Linked DNA regions of Mus musculus: region 2 is linked to region 1. A link is a loop called in an ENCODE intact Hi-C map of the cell type or tissue named here. Cell type or tissue: heart. All regions are shown on one strand. Links, peaks and the distances in the headings refer to the core of each region. The heading gives the core; the rest is flanking DNA.

The links. A loop is a pair of places that touch in the nucleus more often than their neighbours do. Peaks named below come from ENCODE experiments on the same cell type or tissue, not always from the same donor. Only the 100,000 strongest peaks of a DNase experiment are listed, where the experiment ranks them.
Region 2: it touches region 1 in a loop (4-fold over the local background); 11 of 42 quality-filtered maps call a loop at or near these places.

What each region holds. Positions count from the first base shown.
Region 1 is chr14:55,914,243-55,924,019 of GRCm38, forward strand. No RefSeq gene overlaps it. Among named protein-coding and RNA genes, the nearest start is that of Sdr39u1, 19 kb to the left of the region's middle. In heart, for the core only: a CTCF peak has its summit at 4,638 (motif pointing left); a DNase peak (open chromatin) is centred at 4,659.
Region 2 is chr14:55,777,245-55,787,021 of GRCm38, forward strand. It overlaps Adcy4 (adenylate cyclase 4), which reads right to left and starts at 6,828. Exons shown (of 26, transcript NM_001361604.1): 1 at 6,648-6,828; 2 at 6,276-6,466; 3 at 4,591-4,788; 4 at 4,336-4,497; 5 at 3,576-3,725; 6 at 2,653-2,801; 7 at 2,459-2,570; 8 at 1,691-1,818; 9 at 1,398-1,556; 10 at 1,037-1,169; 11 at 684-857. The coding sequence starts at 6,434. Ripk3 (receptor-interacting serine-threonine kinase 3) reads right to left here. Exons shown (of 10, transcript NM_019955.2): 6 at 9,513-9,680; 7 at 9,339-9,406; 8 at 8,782-9,114; 9 at 8,618-8,675; 10 at 7,751-8,107. The coding sequence ends at 7,953. Gm32092 (a long non-coding RNA gene) reads left to right here and starts at 6,835. Exons shown (of 5, transcript XR_874644.2): 1 at 6,835-7,006; 2 at 9,406-9,772. In heart, for the core only: a CTCF peak has its summit at 8,211 (motif pointing left); DNase peaks (open chromatin) are centred at 4,347, 5,517, 6,037, 6,847 and 1 weaker place; H3K4me3 peaks cover 3,061 bases; H3K27ac peaks cover 2,439 bases; H3K27me3 peaks cover 3,966 bases.

The DNA of each region.
Region 1 (9,777 bases), core at 1,084-9,083:
GGGTCTTCCAGGGGAGAGGAAATAGAATCAATTTTGGGGTGGGAGGGGATGGGAACAGGAAGGATCAGATGGTGGGGGAGGGTTGAAGGGAGAGAAGCCTGGAATGGGGGCATTTAGGGGACCATATGGAAACCTAGTGCAGTAAGAACTGCCTGGAACCTGGGAGGGTGAACCTAGAGCGGACTCCTAGCAATGGAGGATACGGAGCCTGTACAGGCCATCTTTGGTAACATAGCAAGGCTCCCAGTGAGATACCAACCCAGCCCCAAAACCTTCCACTCACAGCTGTCCTACCTGCTGGAACAAGGGTGGCTCAGAGTTGGTGAGAGCAGCCAAGCAATGTCTGGTCCAAGCCACAAGAGAGAGCCCATGCCCAACACATAGTGGATGGCCAGGAGCCAGAAGGTGCGTGGCTCAGAGACCTAGGATAGAACCAACCAACCAATCAACCAACCAACCAACCAACCAACCAACCAGCCAGCCAACCAACCAACCAAACCAACCAACCAACCAATCAAACAAAACAAACAAACAAAAAAAAAACCCAACAAAACAAAACAAAAAACTAAACAACCAGAAGCCAAACCAAACCAAACCAAACCACTACCACCACCACCACCAAAACAAAAAAACAAAACAAAAAGCAAAAAAAAGTGATTCCTAATGATATTCTGCTATACTAATAGATGGCTGCCTATTTAACTGTCACAAGACAGACAGGCTACTTCCAGAAGCTGATGAAAATAGATGCAGAGACCCACAGACAAGTATTAGGGGGAGCTTGGGAAACCCTGTGGAAGGATTGTAGGAGCCAGAGGGGTAGAGGACACCAGAACATGGCCTGCAGAATCAACTGAGCAGGGATCAGAGACTGAAGCACAGATCACAGAGCTTGCCCAGGGTCTGTGCTAGGTCCTCTGCTTACATTGTATGGTTGTTTAGCTGGGGTGTCTGTGGGACTCCTAACAGTGGAAGAAGGGGTACCTCTGACTCTTTTGCCTGCTCCTGGGACCCTTTTTTCCTCCAACTGGATTACCTTGTCCAGCTTTAGTATGAGGTATGTGCCTAGTCTTATTGTGTTGTATTATGCTGTCTTTGGTTGAGAGGAGGTGTGAATGGAACTAAGAGAAGTGGAGGGAGGGGGCTGTGGTTGGGATGTATTGTATGAGAAAAGAATAAATTAAAAAAAAATCTGCAAGCTGGGTGTGGTGGCACATGCCTGTAATACCTCATTCAGGAGGCAGAGACAGGTGAATCTCTGAGTTTGAGGTCAGCCTAGTCCACAAAGCAAGTCCCAGGACAGCCAGAGCTACACAGAGAAACGCCTCAAACCAACCAACCAAACGAAACAAACAAAACAATAAACAAACAGACAAATAAACAAAAATCTATCCTTTGTTATACTTGACATTTTGATTGAGAAATTCACCTGTTTTGTGACTGGTTACTGCTTGTTGCTGGTCCCTGTTGTTTGTCCTTGTCACAGTTTTAATTATTCATTGTGTTGTTGATGGACCTTGAGTTGTTCTGCAGAACTTGGTGTTGCTCTTATTCATGGTTTATCATCACCCAGTGCAGATATCTGGGTGTGTTCTCAGGTGTGGAACTGAGCATTCCACACATACGAGCATTGCACACCTTCATAAGGAATTAAGGCACTGTGCAGGCAGCCAGCTGTCTCTACAAATTGTATATGTTTGGTCTTTGTGCTTCCTACATATTCAGGTAATATTTAATTTAATTTCTTCTCAGATCTCTGACGGGGTTGAAGACTAGTTATAGTCTCATAATTGAACCTAAACTGTTCAGCATTAAAGAAGAAGTTCCAGATGTGAAAGGATGGATTTCAGATGGCAATGCAAGTTAAACTCAGCATAATTCAGGCACGGAACTGTAAACTCTTTAAGTTAGGAGAGATGGTAGAATGCTTTATCTAAATTGACAAATATGATGGACTACATGTTAAATGTATTTCATACTTTATAATTTACATAATTGTTATAGTTGTGCCTAATTTATATTGAGAGAAAGAGCCTTTTTAATTGGGCAAAAGGGGGAAATGTTGTGGGTTGCCCTGGTGCTGTTTGTATTCTGATGTTAATTCTGTTTCCACGAAAGGGATTGCCCACAATGGATCAGCCGTCAATCCCATAGTCAGGTGATCTCATGTGAACTTTCTCCCCATCCTAACTGGTCAATAAAGGCTAGAGCCTGTGCTTGGGCAGTGGAGGGGGAAGGTGGGATGAGAGATTTGGGGGAGTGAGGGAGAGGACAAGAAGAGAAGAGAGAGAGGACAGAAGAGGAGGAGGAAGAGGAAGAAGAAGAGGAGAAGGAGAAGGAGGAGGAGGAAGGAGGAGGAAGAGGAGGAAGAGGAGGAGGAGGAGGAGGAAGCCATGATAGAGCAGCACCAAGTGACCAAGAGAAACCACAAGTCAAAAAGGATCTCATAGCTGGGGAATAAGTCAGTATATAGCACCAGATTTGCCCAACCTAGGCACATAGCTTATAATTATAATAACTAGACTATGTTTTTATATGGGCATATTGAAGTTGTAAATTATTATAACAGTGGATAAGAGTTCTTGTTTCTCCCCCTGGAATTATCATCTTTTCAATTGTAACCATTCTTGTGAGTGTATTACGCTATTGCTTTGGGGCCTATTTTGTGTTCTCCTGGTAACTAATGCAGTTCAAAGGTCGGCACGTTTATTAGTAATTTAATTACTAACAGTAGCTTAAACATGTATTATTTTGTTAATTTCTTTGTTCAAGTCTTTTGATTTTGCTTTTATTGAGTTGTCAACTATTTATTTTATTTTTTTTAAAGATTTATTTATTTATTTTATATGAGTACACCATTGCTCTCTTCAGACACACACCAGAAGAGGGCATCAGACTCCATTGCAGATGGTTGTGAGCCACCATGTGGTTTCTGGGAATTGAACTCAGGACCTCTGGAAGAGCAGTCGGTGCTCTTAACCACTGAGCCATCTCTCCAGCCAGAGTTGTCTAATTTTATCTGGATTTACAGAGATCTCCCTTCTTCAGCTTCCTGAGTGCTGGGATTAAAGGTGTGTGCTGCCATGCCTGTCCACACCTGTCCATCTGACCTTTGCTTATCATTGAAATGCATACTTTACAAGTTGTGTATGTGAGAGTTCTTTGTTCCTATTTGTAGACTAAGTTCCAAGGAAAAAGCCACACCTGTGTTAAGATTCCACAAAGGCTGATTAGAGCTTTAGAAAAGAGTTGGAATAGTGCAGATTCAGAGCAGATTATTCTGGGTTATCTCCATCTCACTCATTGCCCATCATCTGCATCTGACCTGACATCCTCTGACTATCAGACAAAACCTCTGGGGGTGGATTTGTAGTAGACCACAGCTTTACACCAGCCATGTGCTCGGGATGGCATCAGAAAGCATCCGAATGCCATGGCAAATTTTTCTGCACTTTGCTGTAACCTGTCCATCTGCTGTCTACACCAGTGTGTTGGTAAATACCTTGAGTCACGACTATCTCTTGTTCTATGACTATAGAAACATGCAAGCATTTTCCATGGTGGAATAGTTTATTCAGGGCAATCTGAATTCTGGGTTCCTCGGCTATGGCCACTCATATTTGGCTCAGAATAAAGTCTTCGGGTGACAGCTGTGGTCTGTGTCTACATACATGTGATACACCCCCCCTCACTACGTAGCCCTGGCTGGCCTGAGCTTCCCTTGCCTCTGTCTCCTGAGTGCTGGGGTTAAAGAAAGCTCTTGCCTCCACACATGGTTTAGACAGTGCGCCCACTCTGTGCCTTTCCCTTGCCACTTGATGGCACCTTTTGATGACTAGAAATCTTTCTTATAGTCCAATTCATCAAATAACTTTTATTTCAAGACAATAACTCTCAATTATGGAGTGACTTTTTTGTACCCTTCAGTAGAAAATCATATAAAATAGAGGATACTCAAGTAAATATGGATACTAGGTAAACAGTAAACAACAACAACAACAACAACAACAACAACAACACCTTTCTGATTAAACGTAGGGCCATGTGCCTCAGCCGTATCCCCAGCCCCAGTCTTCTTGTGTAAACTTACAACTTTGATTACGTTTTGTTTATTTAGTGTGAATGCACTTATGCTCGCACAGTGTGCGCATGAATGTGTTTGTGTATGTGAGGAGGTCGAAGGCCAGCTTGTAGGGTGAGCCATCTCCTTCCACTCTGTGGGTCCCAGGGATTGAACTCAGGCTGTCAGACCTAGCTCAGGCGCTTTATTCACAGAACCACCTTGATGGCCCCATAGACTTTTCTATCATTTTGAGGTGAGAGCTTTCTTGGTTGCTCAGGGAACCAAGGGTTGATCCCTTCTGCCACAGCCTCCTGAGAAACTGGAATAACAGGTCTGTGCCATGGAGTCCAGTGTGAAAGATACCTCACTATTTTTCTGTGTGTTTACATGTGTACGTGTGGATGTTTGTACTTTTTCTTCTTTATCCAAAGTTCAAATTTAATAGGACATCTTGTTTTTCCTCCTTCCCTTTTAGGTCTTTCAACTACAGACCTTTTTTGTTGCTGTCTTGGACACATTTTTGTCATAATGGGCGATAAACAAGGACTTCTGCTGCCATCTAGTGGACAGATGCACACATGCTGTATAGACAGGATGTCTTTTGTGGCAGGAATTTATTAGTCCCTACCGTGCGAGGCAGAGAGCTGGCTTCGTGCTGTTTTGTGTGTGGAGAAGAAATCTGCCTGACCTGCCACTTCCTAAAAAGTGATGCAGGTATCTTCTTAGTGCATCGTCAGGGAGTTCTGCTTTGTTATTCACCAGCTCACGATCAGGAATTGGTTTTTGAGTCCACAAATGGGAGTCAGATTTAATTCATGGCATAGTTGTCCTTTCCCCTCCCCTGAACATCCGAGTGCTTATATGCCAGTGGGTCCCTTTCTGGACTCCATCTCGATTTTTTTTATTGCTTTAGATGATGCCTTTACAATACCACATTATTTAACCACAATACAAATAGTTAGATTCCTGGGCCTATTTTAGATTGGTCGTTCCCTCCTAACCCCCACCCCAGAAACAATCCCTGAGACAAAGATCTGAATACAAGTATTTTATCAGTGATGTGATTCCTAGAACTATTCCTGGAGCAGGGAAGAAATGAAACAGAAGGAAAGAAGAAAGAAAGCACAGTGCATGTTGGTGAGAAATTAACCTCTGCGGGCAACTGAGGGGTTACATTGGTTACCTGGGGACTGTGGGAGAAAGTGATGAAACTGGGCTCTTCATGCGCTAGTCTTCAACCATTATGATGAAGCTACTTCAGGGACATTTACTTTCCAATGTTGGTTGTCTGCTCTGGTCTGCTGTGTGCTGGTTGAGAATATTCCTGTAACCGAATAAAGGTGGAAAGGAGGGAGAAAGGGAGGGAAGTTAAGGGGAGAGAGGGAGAGAGAAAGAAGCAGAGAGACAGAAACAGTGACACATACACACAGACACACACAGACAGACACACACAGACACAGCACACACACACAGACACACACAGACACAGCACACACACAGACACACACACACACACACACACACACACACACACACACACACACAGAACAAAGGGAACAAGAAGGTCTTCTCAAGATGTCTGCTCTGGTGAGTATCGTTGGCAACCCTGGTAGGACAGCACTGGCCCCAGCTGCCCTCCTCCTGTGCAGGGGTCTGCCCCACTGATGCCCCATACCAAGTTCCTTTCAGTTGCCTTTTCACTTTTTAATGAAAAGCTTTTGAACGGATAAAGAAAACAAGGTGCATATGCGCAATGGAATTTACTTGGTGGTAATGAAAAATAAAGTACAAATTTTGTGGGAAAATTAGATGGGATTGGAAAACATTATGTTAAGTGAGGTGACCCAGCTATGGCAAGCTAATGGTTCATGTCTTGCATATGCAGATCCCGGCTTTGGGTTTTTATGTGTGTGCATTAACGTGGGAGCGAGTGTGTACATAGACCAGGGAACTAGAGCAGGGTCCATGAGAGGGGAGGGGTTTCCTGGTAGTAGGAAGGGAGTCGAAGATGTATGATATGAAAGAAGGAGGTGGAATGCTGGGGATGGGATTGTTTAGGTGGGGGCGGGGCAGACAGAGGAGGAAAGGATGGGGATGCTGCAGGGTGATGGCTGGGCCTGCTGGTAATGACTACATCTGGAGTTAACTAAAATCCGAGGTTGGGGCCGCCAGTGAGGGATTTTTTTTTTTCCCTAAAATCATTTGAAATGTGAAGACCCACTTTTAATCTAGATCTTCTGAGTTGGGGAAATCCACCTTTAATCTGGGCCACACCTTCGAGTGGCAGCCATAAAGGATGTGGGAGAAGGAAGATTCTGCTCTTTGCCTGCTAGCCCTCAGTCTCACTGGCAAGCCCATTTCTTCAGTGGCATCAGAGCCCACGTCTTTGAGATTCTAGTGTGTGCCCCAAACCAGCAGAGACATTCAGTCCTGCGTATTCACCAAGAACTGAGTTCTTGGACCTTACGTTGGTAGACAGCTCTTGTTGGACCACAGTCTGTAAGCCACTCTAATAAATCATACATCTATGTCTACACACACACACACACACACACACACACACACAAACACACACAAACACACACAAACACAAAAACACACTTATTTTATAAGTTCTGTTCTCTTCAGAACCCCAATAATACGTTTGGCTCAAACTAAGAGTACATGAAAAGCTGACACTTAGCAAGCTAATGAAAAGATAAAATTAGTAGCAGAGAGATGGCTCAGGGGTTAAGCACACTGGCCACTCTTGAAGAATTCCCTTTCCAGCACCAGTGTCAGGCAGCTCACAGCAACTTGTAACTCCAGCTCCTGGGGATCTCACCCTCTTCTGGACTCTGAAGGCACCCACCCACATGTACACACATCCCATCCGCCGACGTGAAACTAGATTGGAGATGCCACGCATAGGCGGGTAATGCTGTCCCCAGAAGCTACGGGTTCTGAGATGAAAACCACAGTGTCAGGGGCAGGCTACCTTCTAGGCCCCCCAAAACAATAAGACGATTGGCAGGGCTGTTGGCTGCCCAGCAGAGCTAGACGGTACGATTGTGGCTGCTGCTGGGAAGACTGAGGAGATGGGCAGGACTGAGAAGGGGACAGACTGTCTTCCCCAGGGAAGAGCACACCAGTTGGTTATCTATACCAAGTGGTCAGCTCTGAAAATACAGACAAGTAACATTATAGAGAGCAGGATGCATTTGTATATGTATAGCTGTAACTAACTATATAAGACCTGAACAGGATCAGGCCCTTGGACATCCTGTCATGGGCGAGGGACTCGCAAGGCCCCCTCTCTTTCTCAGGATCAGATACTTAATGGTCGCTGGAAGAAGAAGAGGTATTTAGGTTTTCTTCAACGGTAAGGCACTCATGTTCCTGGAAGCAACCCAAAGAAACCCATTGGGTCACACACACAAATATGTGCATTCACACACATGCATATGTGCATGCACAGACATGCATGTGATTATAATCTCAAAAATAAAACAACAACAACAACAAACCCTTGTAGGCCAAAATGTCCCTCTTCCCTTACAAAACTGGAAGATATCAGCAGGAATAGGAACAGAAGAGAGAGAGATGGGGGTAACTGTGATCAAAATTCATTATATATGCATATGAAAATGTCATGATGAAGCCCATTATTATGTATGATTAATGTGTTAATAAAAACATAAAAAGAACCTTATAAAATCCTTATTAGGATTCTCCAGAGAAGCAGAGCCAACGGGATAAATTATATCCTCTGTACATTATAGGTATGTATACATGTAAATGTAATACACAGATATATGAGAGAGATTTATTTTAAGGATCTGTCTTACACCTTTTGGGAGCTAAGTCCAAAATCTGTAGTGATGACAAGCAAACTGGTTGGATATTCAGGTGAGAGCGGATTCTGTAGTCATGAGTCTGAACCTCACAGGGCAGCAGATGGAAATTAAAGCAGGGCTTATTTTGTGTGTGTGTGTGTGTGTGTGTGTGTGTGTGTGTGTGTGTGTGTGTTTGTGTCTGTGTGTCTCTATGTGTGTCTGTGTGTGTGTGTCTCTATGTGTCTGTGTGTCTCTATGTGTCTGTGTGTGTCTCTGTATGTCTCTGTGTGTGTGTGTGTCTGAGTGTGTGCGTGCACGAGCCTGCGTAAGTAGAGACCAGAGATCAACACTGAGTGTCTTCCTCCTTGTTTTTTTGAGGCAGCCTTTCTCACTGATTCCAGCTCTTTCGCTGGCGGGTGAGTGCCAGGGACCTGCCTATCTGCAGCGGCCAGTTAGGTACCACCACACCCAGATTTTTATGTGTGTGCTGAGGATCTGAACTCAAGATGAGAGGCCAAACCTACTTAGGGGGGGAAAAAACACAGAAAAGACAGTTTAAAGAGCGGAAGCAGCAGACTTATGACCTGACAAAGATCCTGTTGACAGCCACGGCTGGACTGAATCAGAAGTCTGTAAGAGATGCCCGAAACAGATGGCTTCCAGAAAAAGAGATAAGGGGGCCCCTAAAGATAAAACGCCTCCACTTGAGAAAGAACCAATGTGCTTTTTATAAGAAAGAGGGTCACTGGGCTAGATAATGCCCCAAGAAGAAAAAGCCTATTCAAACCATCACCTTAAAAGATGCCCAGGGTAGCCCTAAAAATAGAGGGGAAACCCACCAGCTTCCTTGTTGATCATAGAGCCAAATATTCTGTCTTGCTAGAACCTAAAGATAAAGTCTGTCCAACAGTTTATGAGTCATCTCTTGGTGACAGCAGAAACCAACCAACCAAAAAAAAAAATGCCTAGATGAGAGCCAGGAGCCTCTGCCAACCACAGGCAACCTCCCTAAACCTGGGAGAAACATATTAAGAGAAAGTCAGAGGTGGTTCTCCAAGGCCAGAGAGGAATTTCTTTTTTTTTTAATATTTTATTTATTTATTTATTTATCTATCTATCTATCTATCTATCTATCTATCTATCTATCTATCTATTTATTTATTATATGTAAGTACACTATAGCTGTCTTCAGACACTCCAGAAGAGAGCATCAGATTTTGTTACAGATGGTTGTGAGCCACCATGTGGTTGCTGGGATTTGAATTCGAGACCTTTGGAAGAGCAGTTGGCGATCTTAACCACTGAGCCATCTCACCAGCCCCAGAGAGGAATTTCTACACCAGCTTTGGGATTGCCAGAAGTGACTAAACCTTTCGATCTCTTTGTGGATGAGAGATCTGAGACCCCGTTGCTAGATGCTACCCCACCCCTGTTTGCACATCATTACACTCATTGTCCTCCTGGTTAAGGATACTGACAAACTGTCACTGGGCCAAAGCCTGACCATCACCAATGCCAGAATGACTCATTACCTGTCTCTCCTCTTAAATCCCCCTAAGATAACCTTTCAGGCCCCAGCTGCCATAAGCCTAGCTACTCTGTCCCCTGCCTCAGACCTTGACAGGCTCCTACATGACTACTCAGACATTTTGGCCCACATCCATGGGGCCAAACCAGATTTTCAGGATAGCCCCTTGATGGATGCAGAGGTAACATGGTTCACCAGTGGTAACAGCTTCATTCTGGGCGGACAGAGATATGCTGGGACAGCAATGGTCTCAAACACCGAGATCATATGGGTAGAGCCACTTACTTGAAGCTAGAAGGTCATCCCAGAAAGCTGAACTGATAGCTCTAACCAAAGCATTGGAACTGAGAAAAGACAAAAGACGTGGAGAG
Region 2 (9,777 bases), core at 517-8,516, 140 kb before region 1:
TGGGAGGAGAAAGAACAGGGGAGAGTATTCTAAGGTACATGCTTTTAGGACCATGAGCTGGCCTTGTATTGAGCACCGACCCTGAGAAGCTGTGGGTGGGAGTGATTCAACAGCTTTCATTATGGGTGGGTCACAGGTCACCTCCAAGTTTTATAAATAGGCTCAGCAGTAAGAGGCCCTGCCCCAGCTTCATCCAGATAAGATGCAAGTCAATTCTTTTTCCTCTGCCACTGCCTCGTGTGCTCACAGAGCCTTTCTTCTTCAAGGCCAGGAGCAATTCTTTTCTGTCACCTCATCTGCCTCGTATGTAAGTCATAAGGAGTAGAGGCACAACCCAGGTGGCCCACAAACTTAACGTTGGGAAGGATTAAAGAGAACAGGAAAGCGTAGCAGTGGACCCTGACAGAGGCATTTGCTGGTGGGATGGGTACACTGAATCAGAAGGAAGTGGGGCATAGGTAGCTATTTCCTTTGGGTGACAGGGGAAGGGGAGGTGGAGGTTCAGTGGCCATGGTGTCTATGGGAGCTTCCATTTCTCTGAGGTGAACTAAAAGGGAAGGCAAGGGAAAGCCTGAACCACTGACTCGGGTAACCAGGCAGTTCAGGAATGCTACACATTACCAGGTGATTCACTGTGGGTGAGGGGAGTGGAGCGTGGGGGCATATAATGGAGGTGTACACACCGGGAGTGGAGTGGAGGTGGACACGGGACTGTCAAGGTGGCTTAGGTGGGCGAAAGGCTTGGCTGCACCCCAAGACTCCAGATAGCGAGTCATCAGTAGTGACGGACGCATCGTGTGCCCCTCCAGAGAAGACAGCAATCCTTTTGCGGTGCCCTTCTCGTCTTCCTCCTCAGCCTGGGACATGAGAAGTCTGAGTCAAAAGGAGATATTTCCCCATTCTCCCACATCCTTATAGGCCTGCTCCACCCACATCACAACACAGCAGCTCAGTTTGTGGCATAAAAGAAAAGGCTGGCTTTGTTGACTAGGTGGTCTGCTTGGTCTAATCTGTGAGGTCCGAGCTGAGCTTTTACCCGAGGATCAATGACCAGGTATGTAGGTTCTCCTAGCTCCCGAAGGTATGGGTCTCGGTGTTCCGTGTCTGCCCTCTCCACAGCATAAGCTCCTGCTAGCAGGGCCAGCGTGGCCCCTGTGATGTGCACTCGTCTGGAAGTAAGGAACAGTGAGAGTCAGGAGGAAAAGCCTCGAAACCTTTAGTTTCTTTCAAAAACTATTCCCAGAGCTGTGTCCTCAAGAAAGGACCCATGTTGTAGGGAGGGCTGCCCAGCATCTCAGAATTTCCCTGCACTTGTCTGAAGGGACTGTGAACAGGATAGCAGCCTGTGAGAGACTCAACCGGCCATTTGAGTAGCTGTTTCAGGCTCCAGGACTTACCCTGGTACACCGCCTGCTTCCATATGGTTGGCCAATGTGACATCATGGGACCAGACATCATACTGCCACTTCTGTAGCCCAATGACTCCACAGAGAACGCTGCCCGAGTGCACGCCCACACGCATGTTGATATCCACACCGGTGGCTACCCGAAGTTTCCTGAGCAGAGTGTGGGACAAGCTTAGTGCTGCCATGATTCTCCTCTTCTCCAGGAGGACTGCCACCCTGCCTCCCGCACCCCCTCCCCAACACCTGGTGCTCTCAGTTTCTCCTGCTCACACACGAGAGCTGACCTGATGGCCCGGCACATGTCCAGCCCCATGCGCACACAATTGATAGCGTGGTCAGGCAGCGAGAGGGGCAGCCCGGAGACACAGTAGTAACAGTCTCCCAGGATCTTGATCCGCATGCATTCGTGCTCCTGGGAGTATGTGTGTGGGTGTGTAGAGGAACCTGGTTAGAGGCCAGAGGGGTAGGAGGGAGTTGGGGGAAGTTGGGGAGCAACTGTGGCATTCCTGGAGAACTTCTGAGGTTTGGAATGTCTAGGTCAGATCTATGGCGTCCCTTGATATGGGACTGAGGTCTCTCGGGCAATGTCTTCATCAGAAGGAATAATCAAAGACTGGAGTGTCTGTGGTTCTCCTCAGTTTGGGTAGATGTACAGTGCATTTCTATCAGCTCATGATATCAGGATGAGAAGCAAAGAGGCAAACGCCTCTTTAGAATGTAGCCGTCCACCATCCACCATGCCTGATTAGGTGCTAAGCTGTGCTATAGGGAACAGAAATTCCTCCTGGAGAGGCCTCCCAAGGAAAGCATGTCTGGAGATCTCTGCACAGATGTGGAGGTATCATGCTTAGGAGATCAGATGTGGGGAGGTCTCTCGGGGATGGTGACAGTTTCCCGAGTGGGAGTGTTTGTGAGCGGTTCTTAGTTCTACCGCATTATTTGGGAGCTTGGCCTGGCTACAGTATAAGACTTCTTAGAAGATGTGTGCTTTCCTTGCAAGAGGTTCCCTAGCGCCCCCCGCCCCCCGGGGTGGAGAGGGAAACCCCTCTGACCTTGGCAATTTGGTCGAACTTGCCAAAGAGCTCATTCAGCATGAGCACCAGCTCCTTCGGGGAACACTCGCTGGCCAGCCGCGTGAAGCCCACGATGTCAGCATACAGCACACTGTACATAACGGGGTGAGCCATGGTAACAGGGCCAGGGCGGCAGCCCAGGGGACCTCCCCTCCGGCTGGCTTGCCTCATACCTCACTCCTTGGTGCCTCTTGACATACAGGCTGTGAAAGTTGTTTGTGTTCTCTGGCCGTGAGCGCTGTCCAGCCTGCAGCCGGGCCATGATCTCTGCTTTCATCTCTCGGGCCAGGTAGGCAGGAAGGATAGACAAGAGGAGGTGCTCCTGGAGAAGGCCCCATGAGTGATACCCCTCCTACCCTGCTGTGCCCTATAACCAAGAACCCTGGCCCTTCAAATTATTCAGGCTCCCACATATTACATGCTATCTACTAGTAGCTCCCCGACTCTTCCAGTCCACCCAGCAGGACTCCAGCACTCCAATCTGTCCTGGTCACTTTTAGGGACTAAAGTCAACACCTAAATTTGAAATCTTCCTTTAATATAATAACTTTCACCACCACCACCACCACCATCATCATCATCATTTTGAGACAGTATCTTACTATGTATTTCTCTGGATGGCCTGGAATTCACTATCTAAACCAGGGTGGTCTCAAACTCACAGAGGTATGTCTGTCTGCCTTTGCCTTCCAAGAGCTGATATTAAAGACACAGCACACCACTACACCCGACCAAGATTTAATTTATCATTGTTGAATGGTGTATGTATTTGTGGGCGCATGTGCCACAGTGTATGGGTGGAGGTCAGAGGTCAGCTTTGCCGAGTTCCTTGTCTCCGTCCACCTTTGCTTAGGTTCTAGGATCTGAACTCACCTCCTCAGGTTTGTGCAGCAAGGGTCTCACCCCCAGCTATCCCACTGGGTTTCAACTGGTGCCTAGCAACAATCTCCCATGGGCAGGCAACAGTCACAGTTGTATAAAGGAAGAAAATACTTGAGGAAGGCAAATGAATTACCCAGAGCCACTTAGAAAGAAGGTGCTAAGAAGCTGCTCTTTCTGAGCTGCTGTCCCTTTCTGCCTCTTAGGTCCTACTGACCTGGTGCTTTTTCTCAGTGTCCAGCCTCCGGCGTGAGTGCAGAGAGCTAAGAGCCTCCCGGAACGTGGCCCGCAATGCTCGCTCCATCAGGGCCTTGTGGTACGCTCCCACCACGTTCCCACACAGGAACAATACCGCGTTTGCTGCCAACTGTGGGCAAAGGCCAGACTTAGAAAGTGTACCACTCCCCTATCTCTAGTCTGTGGGGGAGTCTATCTGTGTAGCTGGAGTTGGTTCCAAACACAGGTCGAGGAGAGCTGGCTCTATGGTTAAGGACCTAGGTATCTCAGAACAATAGGAGCCACTTTGTGACATCCATCCGGAAGAGTTGGTTGCTTTCCTTCTCTGCTCTCTGCTATAGACTCTTTCTTGGCTGTGGAACCAACCTGACCGCTTAGGCCTAGCTATCTTGCATGTATATTTCCTCTGTCTAGAGTGCTATTCTTCCATATTCATCTCCTGAGCCCATTCCAGCTGCAAGAAACTACTCCAGTTCTGATTCACGTTTTCCACGAATGCTCCTCGGTTTACTTCTGTACCCGCGAGAGAATCTTGACTGATTTCCCAATGGCTATAGTGCCCTCTTCTGACAAAGGTAGGCATGGTGCACTGATGTAGCAGCGACACTAGAGGTCGCTATAGGGGTGTTATCAATGCTTGGCTCCTGCGAGGGCCGAGCCATGTCTTGGATAATGCTCACAGCATTACTAAACAGCTGAGCCAGCTCTGGGCACACTATCGGCACCACTTGCATTTTTACCTGTGGTAGCAGAGCTCTCTGTGACTCAGGCTGCCACCCAAGATACAGTCCAAGGACCAGCAGGTGCGAGAGGGATGAGATGACTCCCGCAGCAGCAGCATCCCGCATGCCCAAGGGCAGCATGGCGTACACGGTGAAGATGATGAAGAGGAAAAAAGACACCTGGAGAAGGGTGTGGGAAGCTGAATGCCCGTGATGTTGCGCCCAGGGTCTAAATTTGAGGTTCACCTTCCCCCAAGCCTTGATTTTCCTCACCTGGTCCCAGGCGCTCACCACACCCCCAGTGAACAGAAATCCATAGCCCAGAGCCAGTAATGCAACCCATATGAGACCAGAAAGAGGTCGTGTCCATCGCTGCAGTTGCTGCTCCCGGGAAGCAAGCCCCAATAGCAGAGAGAAGCCACCCAAAGCACACAGCACAGTTGTCAGGAAGCTTGGGTCTGAGGTCAGCTCCTGCGGAGAAAAGATATCTGAAGCCAGGCTGGGAGGAGATACTTTGAAGTTCTCTCAAGGTGAGAAAGAGCAAGTTAGGTGTCCTTCAAACCAGCTCAGCAAAGTATCTGAAAAGCATGCGCACAAAGGATATAGGGCTGGTGAGATGCTACAGTGGGGAATGGTGGGGGCCACCAAATGTTCTGGCTTAGTTTGCAGAATCCACGTAGTAAAAGATGAGAACTCATACCTTTGAGTTGTCTTTTGACCTACATACACACACACACACACACACACACACACACAGATAAATGAATAATAATATAAAAAACCATACACAAGGAAACAGGGGCCACTGACACGTGTTTTTCACATTAGATCAAGCCAAGAGAAATTTCTAAAACCCTACTGTTTTATCCACAGAGGTCAGCAGTGTCACCTGGCTCCACCTAATATATCTCAGACATTTGCATGGGACGAGGGAGAGCTACCCAGGAGGCCGGGCTACTCTTGGCTATTTGCAAGCCTGTGCTCTTCTACATTGCAGGTGTGTTAGAGTTTGTTTGTTTGTTGTTTGCTTATTTAGTTTGGAGGCAGGGGCTCATGTAGCTTGGGCTGGCCTCCAACTCACTGCAGCTGAGAACTTTGAGCTCCTGGTCCTCCTGTCCCTATCTCTCAAGCCAAGGGACTCTAGACTTGCCCGGCTATCCCCACAGGTAAAGGAGAACGGTGGCATCGCTTGGCTTTCGGAGTGAATGTCATCCAAATGGCTAATTTGCTTGGGAGAAAGAATTCCTTTCTCCTGAAGCCAAACCACTAAACTTGACAAATGTCTACCAGGGCAGCCCAAGTTTCTGCAACCCCTCGCCCCCCCCAGCACTGAGTTCTGAGTGGCTGCCTTTCCTCTAACCTATAAGCCCCAGTACTACCCTACCTCTCGTCCCTCCTCTTTCAGGACTTGGGGTAGACAAGGGTTAGTTCCCAGTCATTTGCCCCACCTTTCCTCCCAGGAGTGAAAGGGAAACCCAGAGTGGAATAGTTCCCCTTTCTTGCCCAGAATAAAAACGAAAAAACAAAAACAAAAACAAAAAAAGATGGAGGAAGGCAAAAACTATCTTTTGGAAGTCTGTGGGCACAGCTAGCAGCCCCACATTCCCAAATCTGGATAGAGAAAAAGTCAGGAAATGACTCTCCCCAGGGACATGAGTAGAGTTTCCTCTCTGGAAAAATGGAAAATCCGGTGTTGGATTTACTCGAGAACCAATAGAACACAGCGAGAAGCATTCGGGACTCACTTACGTCCTAGTATAGACCCAGAGACTAAGCTTAGAGGGTGGAGAGCTCTGTCACATGTAACCAGAGTCACAATTCATGACGAGGTTCAACGCTTCGTTTTTGGTTCCCAGCAAAGACATTATTAACTAAAAGACCTCGCAAATCTCAGATCTTCAAATGTCCCCAGCCCGAGGCAGCCCCTGCCTAGAGCTCCCACATCTAGCCCATCTTACCCTGCCGCTGGCCCAGGCGACGGCGGGCAGTGCCACCAGCGCGCAGAGCACAATGACCAAAAGCAGTATCAGCAGTGGGTACTGTTGGCTCAGGCTGTAGTAAGTTTCGTAGAAGAGATCTTCGCTGGGAGGAGGCCGGGGACTGAAGAGGCGGGCCATGGTCTTCCCCGCCCCAGCCCGGAGCCCCTGCCCTAGGGATCACAGGGCGCTGAGTCAATAACCTGGCCCGGACCACCGCGCTTTCCCATCTCTCCCGAAGCCACTCTCGGGCAAGCCACTAAGCTTTCAGCAGCAATAGGGTTCCCTGCTAAGTGCTCTCTCACAGGGCTCCCAGCTGTGACAGGACTTCTTTATCCTTCCCACAAACCATACCGTGCTAGTGTCCTGGCTGGAGCTGAGAAGAAGGTGCCGCAGACTCACCGCTTTGGGTCAAGCTCCAGAAGTTCTCTCAGCAAAGCTAGGCTCCAGGAGGGAACCTGGGTGGGATGGCTACTACTCACCTTCGCTGCTTTGCTAGTGGCTCAGGGCCTGCCGGGCGACTGGCACTTCCCTCTTGGCGCCAAGGCCCCCTCCCACTTCCCCGCGATACAGCCCAGCCCCTTCCCGTTCTGGAGCCTGACTCCCCTGGCTGCTTCCCATGCTCAGATTGCATTCTCTAATCATCACCTTCTCTCTTTCTTTAACGACGACGACGATGTCGATGAGCAGGTGGGCCGTGGGAGAAACACGAGGTAACGGGGTAAGGGGACGACAAAGGGATGTGACAAGATAAGGATACAACATTTGGAAGTGGGGAGGCCAAGGAAAGCCTGGGAGAAAGCGGGGAGGTGGGGGGGTGTCCTGGTACCAGCTGGGGCCGGGGTGTGGGCGAGGTCAGGAGTGACATTTCCCGTTCACTCTTGGTCCCTCTGATGTGGCCAAGTGTGAACTGTCTGGCCATTTTCAGCTCCTTGAGTTGGTGTTCCTTTTTGTTGGATATAGTTATCAATTCTTGGATACAGAGAATCAAAACAACAAATAAACAAACAAAAAACCCTGCTGCCATGCCTAGGAAAGCAAGGTGCAGGAGGTCTGTGCAGCAGGTGTGTGGTGGTCTAGAAAGCCTGGGGTGCCTTCGAATTTCCTGAGACACCTTCCTTCACCAGGGCCCCAAAACCCAGTGCTCAAAATCAAGGAGAAAAGGGAGAACTTTTCTCCTGTCAGCCTAGGCTTAGGGTGGTATCAGCCCTGAGCTCTGGAGGAAGTACCCTACCCTGAGACTGGAGCATTAGAGAGCAGAGCCCCTGATTCCTTCCTGCCACCAGCTGGACCCTGACCTTATGAGCCAGGAGGTGGCCTATATCTCAATATCTGGTCCCCAGGTCCCCTTTTCCTGTAGCACCAACTCCCCCCACACACACCTCACCCCCCCCCTCCAGGGTAGCCAGCTCCTGGCTGTCCATCCCTGATGCCCTGGATTGACACCTCAGACTCTCTCACAGTTAACATGCTATGTTTATTGACTTTAAGGAGATGGGTCAAGAGTCAGTTTGGGTGTAGGTCCAACTGTCCTCACAGAATGTTGTGAGCTTCAGGAAGTGGCAAGGACTGTCTTAGCCAGTCCAGGTTGCTTAAAACGTGCTTTTTATTGCCACGCTGAATGGCACACTTCAGGCTCTTGCAGTGATTCTCTGAAGTCTACTTGTGGAAGGGCTGCCAGCCCCTACCCCTGCCGAACTGTGCTTGGTCATACTTGGCCGAACTTGAGGCAGTAGTTCTTGGTGGTGCTACCAAGGAGTTGTAGTTCCCAATCTGCACTTCAGAACAGTTGTTGAAGACGAGAGCCGGTGGCCCTTTAAGAGGAAAGGAGGAGGTGATGGTGAGAGGGTTCAGAGGTTAGAAAGATGAAGTTGACAAGCACTTTGGGGAAAGGGGCAGCGACACCTTGTGATCTCCCTGGGGAATGCAAATGCAGGGTCTTCACCTGCTAGCTACTGCGTCCCAGTATGAGCTGTGCCTCTTCAGAATTAGTCTTGTAGAAGCTCAAAGAGTAGTGCCTGCTGTTTGGGTGTCTTTGATGGGAGACCTTCTGGACTTGCTTATCAATAAAGGAACTGTGGGGGCTCACAGACTCTGTGCTGGGAAAAGTCAGCCAATCCCGACTTTCTTTCGTTGTGTGACCTCAGTGGGATCCTCTCCTAGTGGATGTCATGTTCCTCGTCTTAAACGAGGCAGATCGGGTTAGATGATCTCTAGTCATTCCTTCCCACCTCCAGAGTAACTCATGTCTATAGATAAGTGCTGAGGAGGAAGGTGATGGGAGAGCTGAGCGGGGAGAGCAAGAGAGAATGAAGAATGGGTACCTGTCATTGGATTCGGTGGGGTCCAGGGATACCAAGGAGTGCCGTGTCTTCCATCTCCCTGCAAACAACACAGAGCTCTCAGGCTTTCTATTCAAGAGCCTAATCTCATCACCGTGCAGTTCTCCTGGGTAAGAGGGTGTGCTCTAGTCTTGCCAGTGTCTCACCTGATTCCTTTGGGGGTGAGGACCGGGAGTCTCAGTAAAGACTGGCCCAGGTGTTGTGCCTCTGAAGGGTAAAGTATGTGGAATCTGAGGAGTGCCAGCCACGGGGTCAGAAGATGTCCTTGCTGGTGTGGCAGGCCCAACTGATGTGTCCTGTGCTTGCCTCTCAGGACATTTTCCAGGAACTGGTCCGGAGGGTTCCTCCAAATGCAGGCGGTCCAGCATTTTAGAAACCATGGTTTCCCTCGGGCAATCCATTTCTGTGCCTCTTTGGCTTGGCTCTCTGGCAGACAAGTTTCTGCCGCTGCTTCTGTGCTGAGACAGATAATGCTTTACCTGTGCAGACAGGGGGACCTTGTTGTCAGGAGCTGGGGCAGCCAAAGTAAACCCCAGTGAAAATTTTCTTGGTCTCTGGAGACTAAGGAGTAGGTTCTGGTGAATGGGAATGACAACCAAGGATTAAATAATGGTGGCCAGTGAAGATAAACTGAATGGTTAAGGGAGCCACTTGTGCCATCTCCCAACAGTTCCTGGATGGGAAGGCAGTGCTAGAAACTCACCTCGGAGACAGCAGCATCTACCTTGTCCTTTACCAGATTGTAAACTTCATTGGTTTTTGGTTCGCAGTCTGAAAGACAACAGCGAGTTGTATATGAGTCGGATTTCTTTCCTTGGAGGAGCTCCCTGCTGAAGACCCAAGCCTACCCTAGTTGCCAGAGATACGGCCAACTCACCCTGGAAGGATGGCCTGTTTTCGGACTGGGAACCCCAGCAATGAATCATTAACTCCTTCAGTTTTTCCAAGCCGGGAGTCTCAGGGCTACCTGGAGGCAGCTCTGTCAGTGGAGGACGACTCTGCCTGTCACACACTGTTTCCCGGATTAGTGAAGTCTTGTCTACCACTGGAGTTGGGGGATAACATAAGGAATTCATGAAATGAGGGGACAGCCCATTCTATCGCGGACAGGAGCAGGGAGAGTCATCCAAGTGAGAGGTGAG